2 separate regions of the Mus musculus genome follow, and region 1 is linked to region 2. The links are chromatin contacts, found by Hi-C or POLR2A ChIA-PET in ENCODE. All regions are on one chromosome and are shown on one strand. The core of a region is the stretch at or near the end of the contact, and the rest is flanking DNA. Distances in the headings are between cores, read along the strand shown.

Region 1 (3,223 bases), core at 125-2,624, 38 kb after region 2:
GTCACGGAACACGGACAAATGGAGTTCGAGAGGACGAAAGGCCTCAGCTCAAGAAGCCGCGGTCTTCGGGGTGCAAAAACGAGAGACGTGGGTGCTCACCAGGCCCCTTCTGCCCCCGGACCTCCGCGGCCGCGATCCAGGTGGAGGGTGAACGAGACGCCACGTGGCTGGGAGCCGATGCACGCAAACTCCTACCCACAGCCGCGAGCCTGTAGGCGGCGCGGCGCGGAGGGCTCCCAAGTGGGTGCTCGAAAGGCTTCGTAGCTAGGAATTGGACACCCGAGCTACCGAGATTAGTGCCCCCATGAATGACAGTAGGGAAAGAAAACTGTGTCTTCAGGCCCCTGGCTATGGGCCCCGCCTGGGGATCACAGTCCCCGATTCAAGTTCACTCCTCTCCAACACCCTGCCCTCTCGCGGCCCCTGTGCGCTCTCCTTAGGGTCCTTTTCCGCGAGGCTCAGAGGACCCACCGGCTGGTCCCGGGCGTGGGGTGGTGGTGTCCCGAACACTTGACTAGAGTGCTCCACGCTGGGTAGCAACGTCTGCCTGGTAAGCCTAGCAATCCTATCGCTCTGGCCTGGAGACGCAATGAAAAAGAAAGTTTTCCAGCCTAGGCGAGTGGACGAGCCAGGTCCACCAGGCTCCGGGGTTAGCGGCCGCCTCCGCTCCCCGCCGGGTCCTAGCGCCCTACTACTCTGAAGAGCCCGTGGGACCCTGTAGTTCTAGAGAAGCTGGGCGAAAGAGAGGTGCTCTGCCTGGAAGCCGTGGGGTCGCGTGGAGTTCAGAGAAAAAGACGCACAATCTCTGCGCTCCCGGCCTCGCCACTCGGCGGTGCGCGCTAGGTTGCTGGTCCAAAGCAGTCTCCAACCTCCCGCGCCGCGGCTCTCCGCCACAGCCTTTTAGAAATCCGGGTGGGAGACAGGCCTAGTCCCAGCTTTTAACACAAGTCTGCACTACGGTAGCTCAAAACCAACATTCTCTCTCCAAACGCTCCCCAACCTCCACCTCCCCTCGCTCGGCCTCTAGATGCTCCCGGGCTCCCTAGTGTTGGCTGGAAGTGGGTGACTTAGAGGCTTAAAGGAGGGGCGCCTAACCACGGACCACGTGTGTGCGGGGGCGACAGCGCCGCCGGGGTGGGGCTGAGCGCTGCAAGCCGGGTTCGCCTTGCAGCGCAGGAGTCAGTGGGCGTTGCGCCACGATCTCTCTCCACTAGCACTATGCTCCCCACTCACCGCCTTGGAAAGTCACAGGAGAAGGCGGGCTCTAAGACCCAGCAGGCACCATCCTACTGGCGCCTTCGATCCGAGACCCGTTTGGACACCAGGGGGCGATGCCCGACCCTCTATAAAAGCGGTCCCCGCGCGGGCCTGGCCATTCGCGACCCGAAGCTGCGCGGGCGCGAGCCAGTTGGGGCACTGGGTGGGCGGCGGCGACAGCGGCGCCACGCGCAGGCTGGAGGCCGCCGAGGCTCGCCATGCCGGGAGAACTCTAACTCCCCCATGGAGTCGGCCGACTTCTACGAGGTGGAGCCGCGGCCCCCGATGAGCAGTCACCTCCAGAGCCCCCCGCACGCGCCCAGCAACGCCGCCTTTGGCTTTCCCCGGGGCGCGGGCCCCGCGCCGCCCCCAGCCCCACCTGCCGCCCCGGAGCCGCTGGGCGGCATCTGCGAGCACGAGACGTCTATAGACATCAGCGCCTACATCGACCCGGCCGCCTTCAACGACGAGTTCCTGGCCGACCTCTTCCAGCACAGCCGACAGCAGGAGAAGGCCAAGGCGGCGGCGGGCCCCGCGGGTGGCGGCGGTGACTTTGACTACCCGGGAGCCCCGGCGGGCCCCGGCGGCGCGGTCATGTCCGCGGGGGCGCACGGGCCCCCTCCCGGCTACGGCTGTGCGGCGGCCGGCTACCTGGACGGCAGGCTGGAGCCCCTGTACGAGCGCGTCGGGGCGCCCGCGCTACGGCCGCTGGTGATCAAACAAGAGCCCCGCGAGGAGGACGAGGCGAAGCAGCTGGCGCTGGCCGGCCTCTTCCCCTACCAGCCACCGCCGCCACCGCCACCGCCGCACCCGCACGCGTCTCCCGCGCACCTGGCCGCCCCCCACTTGCAGTTCCAGATCGCGCACTGCGGCCAGACCACCATGCACCTGCAGCCTGGCCACCCCACACCGCCGCCCACGCCCGTGCCCAGCCCGCACGCTGCGCCCGCCTTGGGTGCTGCGGGCCTGCCTGGCCCCGGGAGCGCGCTCAAGGGCTTGGCCGGTGCGCACCCCGACCTCCGCACGGGAGGCGGCGGCGGTGGCAGCGGTGCCGGTGCGGGCAAAGCCAAGAAGTCGGTGGACAAGAACAGCAACGAGTACCGGGTACGGCGGGAACGCAACAACATCGCGGTGCGCAAGAGCCGAGATAAAGCCAAACAACGCAACGTGGAGACGCAACAGAAGGTGCTGGAGTTGACCAGTGACAATGACCGCCTGCGCAAGCGGGTGGAACAGCTGAGCCGTGAACTGGACACGCTGCGGGGCATCTTCCGCCAGCTGCCTGAGAGCTCCTTGGTCAAGGCCATGGGCAACTGCGCGTGAGGCGCGCGGCTGCGGGACCGCCTTGGGCCGGCCCCCTGGCTGGAGACCCAGAGGATGGTTTCGGGTCGCTGGATCTCTAGGCTGCCCGGGCCGCGCAAGCCAGGACTAGGAGATTCCGGTGTGGCCTGAAAGCCTGGCCTGCTCCGCGTGTCCCCTCCCTTCCTCTGAGCCGGACTCGGTGCGTCTAAGATGAGGGAGTCAGGCCGTGGTGGTTTCTCCTTGAGACCGAGAGACTTTCCGCGGAGCTGAGCTGGGGGCCCGGCAGTACTAGTATTAAGGAAGTAACCTTGTGCCTTGGATACTCAAAACTCGCTCCTTTTCCTACCGAGTAGGGGGAGCAAAAATGTGCCTTGATATTTTATTTGGAGGATTCCTGCTTCCTCTCGGGCCTCAGCTGGCCCCGTGAGAAAAATGAAGGGTGCAGGCCCAGGGCAGGAGGAAGATACAGGAAGCTGAGATCCCGGCAGTGCCCTGAGCTGCCCCTCAGTCCCTGTCTTTAGAGGGGAGGGACTTAGGTGTTGGGGATTTGAGTCTGTGTCCTCACCCCCAGCTACAGGGAGGTGGAGGGCTCCTAATCCCTTGCTTTTTGCACCTCCACCTACATCCCCCCCCCCCCACTCAGCTTACAACAGGCCAGGTTTCC
Region 2 (3,197 bases), core at 206-2,705:
GCCTGGGAGATGGCTCAGCAGGTAAGAATACTTGCCATTGAGGGCTAGAGAAATGCAGTTAAGAGCACTCATTGCTCTTGCAGAAGATTGGGTTCAGTTCCCAGTACCCATATGGTAGCTCACAACACCCTTGTAACTCCAATTTCAGAGGATCCAACCACCTCTTCTGATCTTTTTGGGCACCGGGAACACACTCACATACATAAAATATAATAAGTAAGTAATTTTTTAAAAAGAAAAACAATGCTTGCTATGCAATTATGAAGAGCTGAGTTCAAATTCCAAAGCCCATGGAAAGGTTTGGCATAGATATGTGTGCCTGTAACTTCAGACTTGGTGAGAGAACAGGGGTAGATGTAGGTGGATCTCAGGAGCTCAAGGACCAGCCAGGCTTAGCCAAAATGGTGAGCTTTAGATTCAATAAGAGACCCTGTCCCTGGGGGACTAGAGTGTGATAGGCTAGTACACCTGCTGTCCTCCTCTGGCCTCTGTACACACAGATACACAAATACCATTCACACACACACTAATAATAATAATAATAGTATAAAAATAATAAAAGTTAATTTTAAAATGTCAACGTCATTGGTCAGCTTGACCTACGTGGTTTTGGTCTTAGGTGCCTCCCTTTGCATTTTCAGCAGCTTTCTATCAACTTGTGACTGTTTCATGCATGACCGTAGGTTTTACTCACACCTAAACAAACAGAACTTGATTTCCCTCTCTGGTTACTATAATTCATCCCGAACATATATCTGTCATGGCCCCGAAGAGCGTGTGCAATTATTCTAGTGTGGGAGAATCTCAGATAATTAGGGCCAACCTCAATGTTTTGAAGGTGTGACTGTTGTGGGAGGAGGCAGATAATTAGTTAGATTTGAACAATCTGTGTGCCCGGTGTCTGTCCTTGAGAGTAATTGAAGCCCTTCCAAAACAAAAAACAAAAAACAAAAAAAAAAAAAAGAAAAGAAAAGAAAAAAGAAAAAAAAATGACTTGTGTCCTTTAGAACATTCATCAAAAAAACTTTAAAATGTTTCAATAATTCTTAAAATGTCCATAATTGCCCTAGTTCCTTGTGCTTAAAGGGATTTATTAAGAGTTATTTTCCCATGACAACTTAAAATGAAAAACTCCAAGCTGAAAAAAAATGAACTGCAGTAATTGGCTTTGATGAATTCAAGGCACTATCCCGCACTGTAACTGTGGGTACGGAGAACTTAAAGGCACAGATGTGCCTTGAGAATAAAGTGGGGGATGAACCCCGGGTACTGTGGAAGGGAACCAGGGTTACGGTCAGTATTTACCCCATAACTGCGTCAGCCTGAGCTAATTCTTTGATGATTTCAGGACCAGGCGCAGCACAACTTTACAGATAATATCTCAGTTGTTGAGCCAAACTGCAGGAAAGCCTCTCCCTGCCTCAGTCACTCAGAACCAACCCGGCAGGATGCAGGAACTGACACAGCCCTCCTAGCTGCCTGGGCCAGAGCTCAAATCCAGTCTGGCTTACTGTCTCCCGTGGCAAAAGAGGGACTTTCAGCTCTGGTCCCGTGGCTTCCTGTGCAATTAGCAAGCTTCAAGCAGATCCCAGGAACTACAGGAAAGAAACTGCCATTTCCCAGCTTGGTTGAGAAAGACTCAGGCAGCCTTTGACCCGTGGAGGAAGGGTCGGAACTAGTAACCAGTTTCCTTTTTGTTTGTTTTGTTTTTCTCGTGGAATCTAAAGCCTCATACACAGGTCCGCTCACGCTCTCCCACCAACTTCCTCCCCTCCCTCACCAGCCCAAACCACAGTTTTCCAAAGAGCAGCGAGTTTCACTTTCTGTCTCCCAAATGATTGGTAAACAGGCTTCCTGAACTGTAAGCATCCATGTTGAAGACAGAGCGAAAGAAAAGATATTCTTGCCCAATGAAAACAAGCTAACAGACTGAAGATCAAACCAAACACACGGGTTTCTGGAAGCTTCCATGAGCTCACAGGTTTAATGGAAGCCGAGAGGCAAATCTTCTTTCAACCAGCTTGGCCCTTGGCACCTAAGAACAGGCATGTTCTCAGGTTTGGCCTCTGCCTGCTGTAGTCACTGCTCCCTGGTGATGGCTCATAGTCTGTGTCATTGTGTTTCAGGTCCAAGGTCCTAACAGGGGGCCTGTGAGACGGTTTGAGTGATTTGTGCTCCAATTCATGGGTTGAAAAACTGGTTCTCAGGATGATGGTACTGAGGGCTGGTGGGACCTTTAGGAGATTATTATGTCACGGGGGCTCCACCTTCGTGAAGAGATTAATGTACTTAATCCTCGGAGCCGGGAGTAGTTATCTCTAGAGCAGGTTGTTATGAATAGAGCCTGGTGTCTCCACTCACTCTCTCACATGTGTCCACCAATCTCCAGGCATCACATGTGATGCTGTGTGAGCTGAGCTGAGCTGAGCTGAGCTGTGCTGTGCTGTGCTGAGCTGAGCTGAGCTGAGCTGAGCTGAGCTGTGCTGCAAAACAGCTTGAGGACCTGGAAAGACTTGGCTACCGGGTTGAGGATATGGCTCAGCAGAGCGCACCTGCCTAGAATTCCCCAGTGAGGGGCTGGGAGTGTGGCCCAGTGGTAGAGCCCCTGCTTAGAATCTCCCAGTGAGGGGCTGTGGGGTGGTATAGTTCAGTGGTAGAATGCTTGCTTAGTCCATCCAAAGCCCTGGATTTCAACATCAACGCTGTAGAATAATTAACTATTTTGGGTGTAATAGCACATGCCTATAACACCAACACTCATTCAGACAGCTGAAGCAGGAGAATATGGGCTAGCCTGGGCTACAAGGCCAGCCTCATCACAAAACAAATAAAAGATGTAGCTGCCCAGTTTTAAACCTCTCAGCCTCTAGAGCCACAAGCTGAAATAAACCTCTTGCCTGTATAAATTACCCAGCCTCAGGAGTTTTGTTTTAGCAACAGTAAATGGACTAAACCTGCAACTGTCTGAATTTGGATCTCATGCTTCCTTCTACCCCCAGCATCCAAGAGAATGAGGGTTTGCCTCTGTAGTTCCAGATAAGAGAAGGGAAAGATGACATAAAAGACCATGGCCCAGAGGTACCCCCATGCAGAGGTAACACAGCAGGCGATTGGCCAGTGCTAATGAGGATTGAGGTTTCACCATGAAGGGAAACAAAGTAAACAACCAAACTCCTCCTCCTCTTCTTCTTCCTTCC

Evidence for each region. A loop is a pair of places that touch in the nucleus more often than their neighbours do. ChIA-PET counts read pairs that join two places held with the same protein, here RNA polymerase II (POLR2A).
Region 1: a map of heart shows a loop between it and region 2 (4-fold over the local background). The contact joins the promoter of Cebpa here to the enhancer-like site in region 2. A Hi-C loop is called at or near these places in 6 of 37 maps with a recorded cell type or tissue (adrenal gland and heart). POLR2A ChIA-PET finds 5 or more read pairs at or near these places in 2 of 5 experiments (Patski and embryonic stem cell).

What each region holds. Positions count from the first base shown.
Region 1 is chr7:35,117,919-35,121,141 of GRCm38, forward strand. It overlaps Cebpa (CCAAT/enhancer binding protein (C/EBP), alpha), which reads left to right and starts at 1,375. Exons shown (of 1, transcript NM_007678.3): 1 at 1,375-3,223. The coding sequence starts at 1,501. The coding sequence ends at 2,580.
Region 2 is chr7:35,079,501-35,082,697 of GRCm38, forward strand. No RefSeq gene overlaps it. Among named protein-coding and RNA genes, the nearest start is that of Gm35611, 5.2 kb to the right of the region's middle. Within about 2 kb of position 1,456, at least 1 of the 3 ENCODE cell types and tissues checked has a DNase peak (open chromatin) inside an H3K27ac peak, as active enhancers do; it is heart, where a contact is called at or near this core.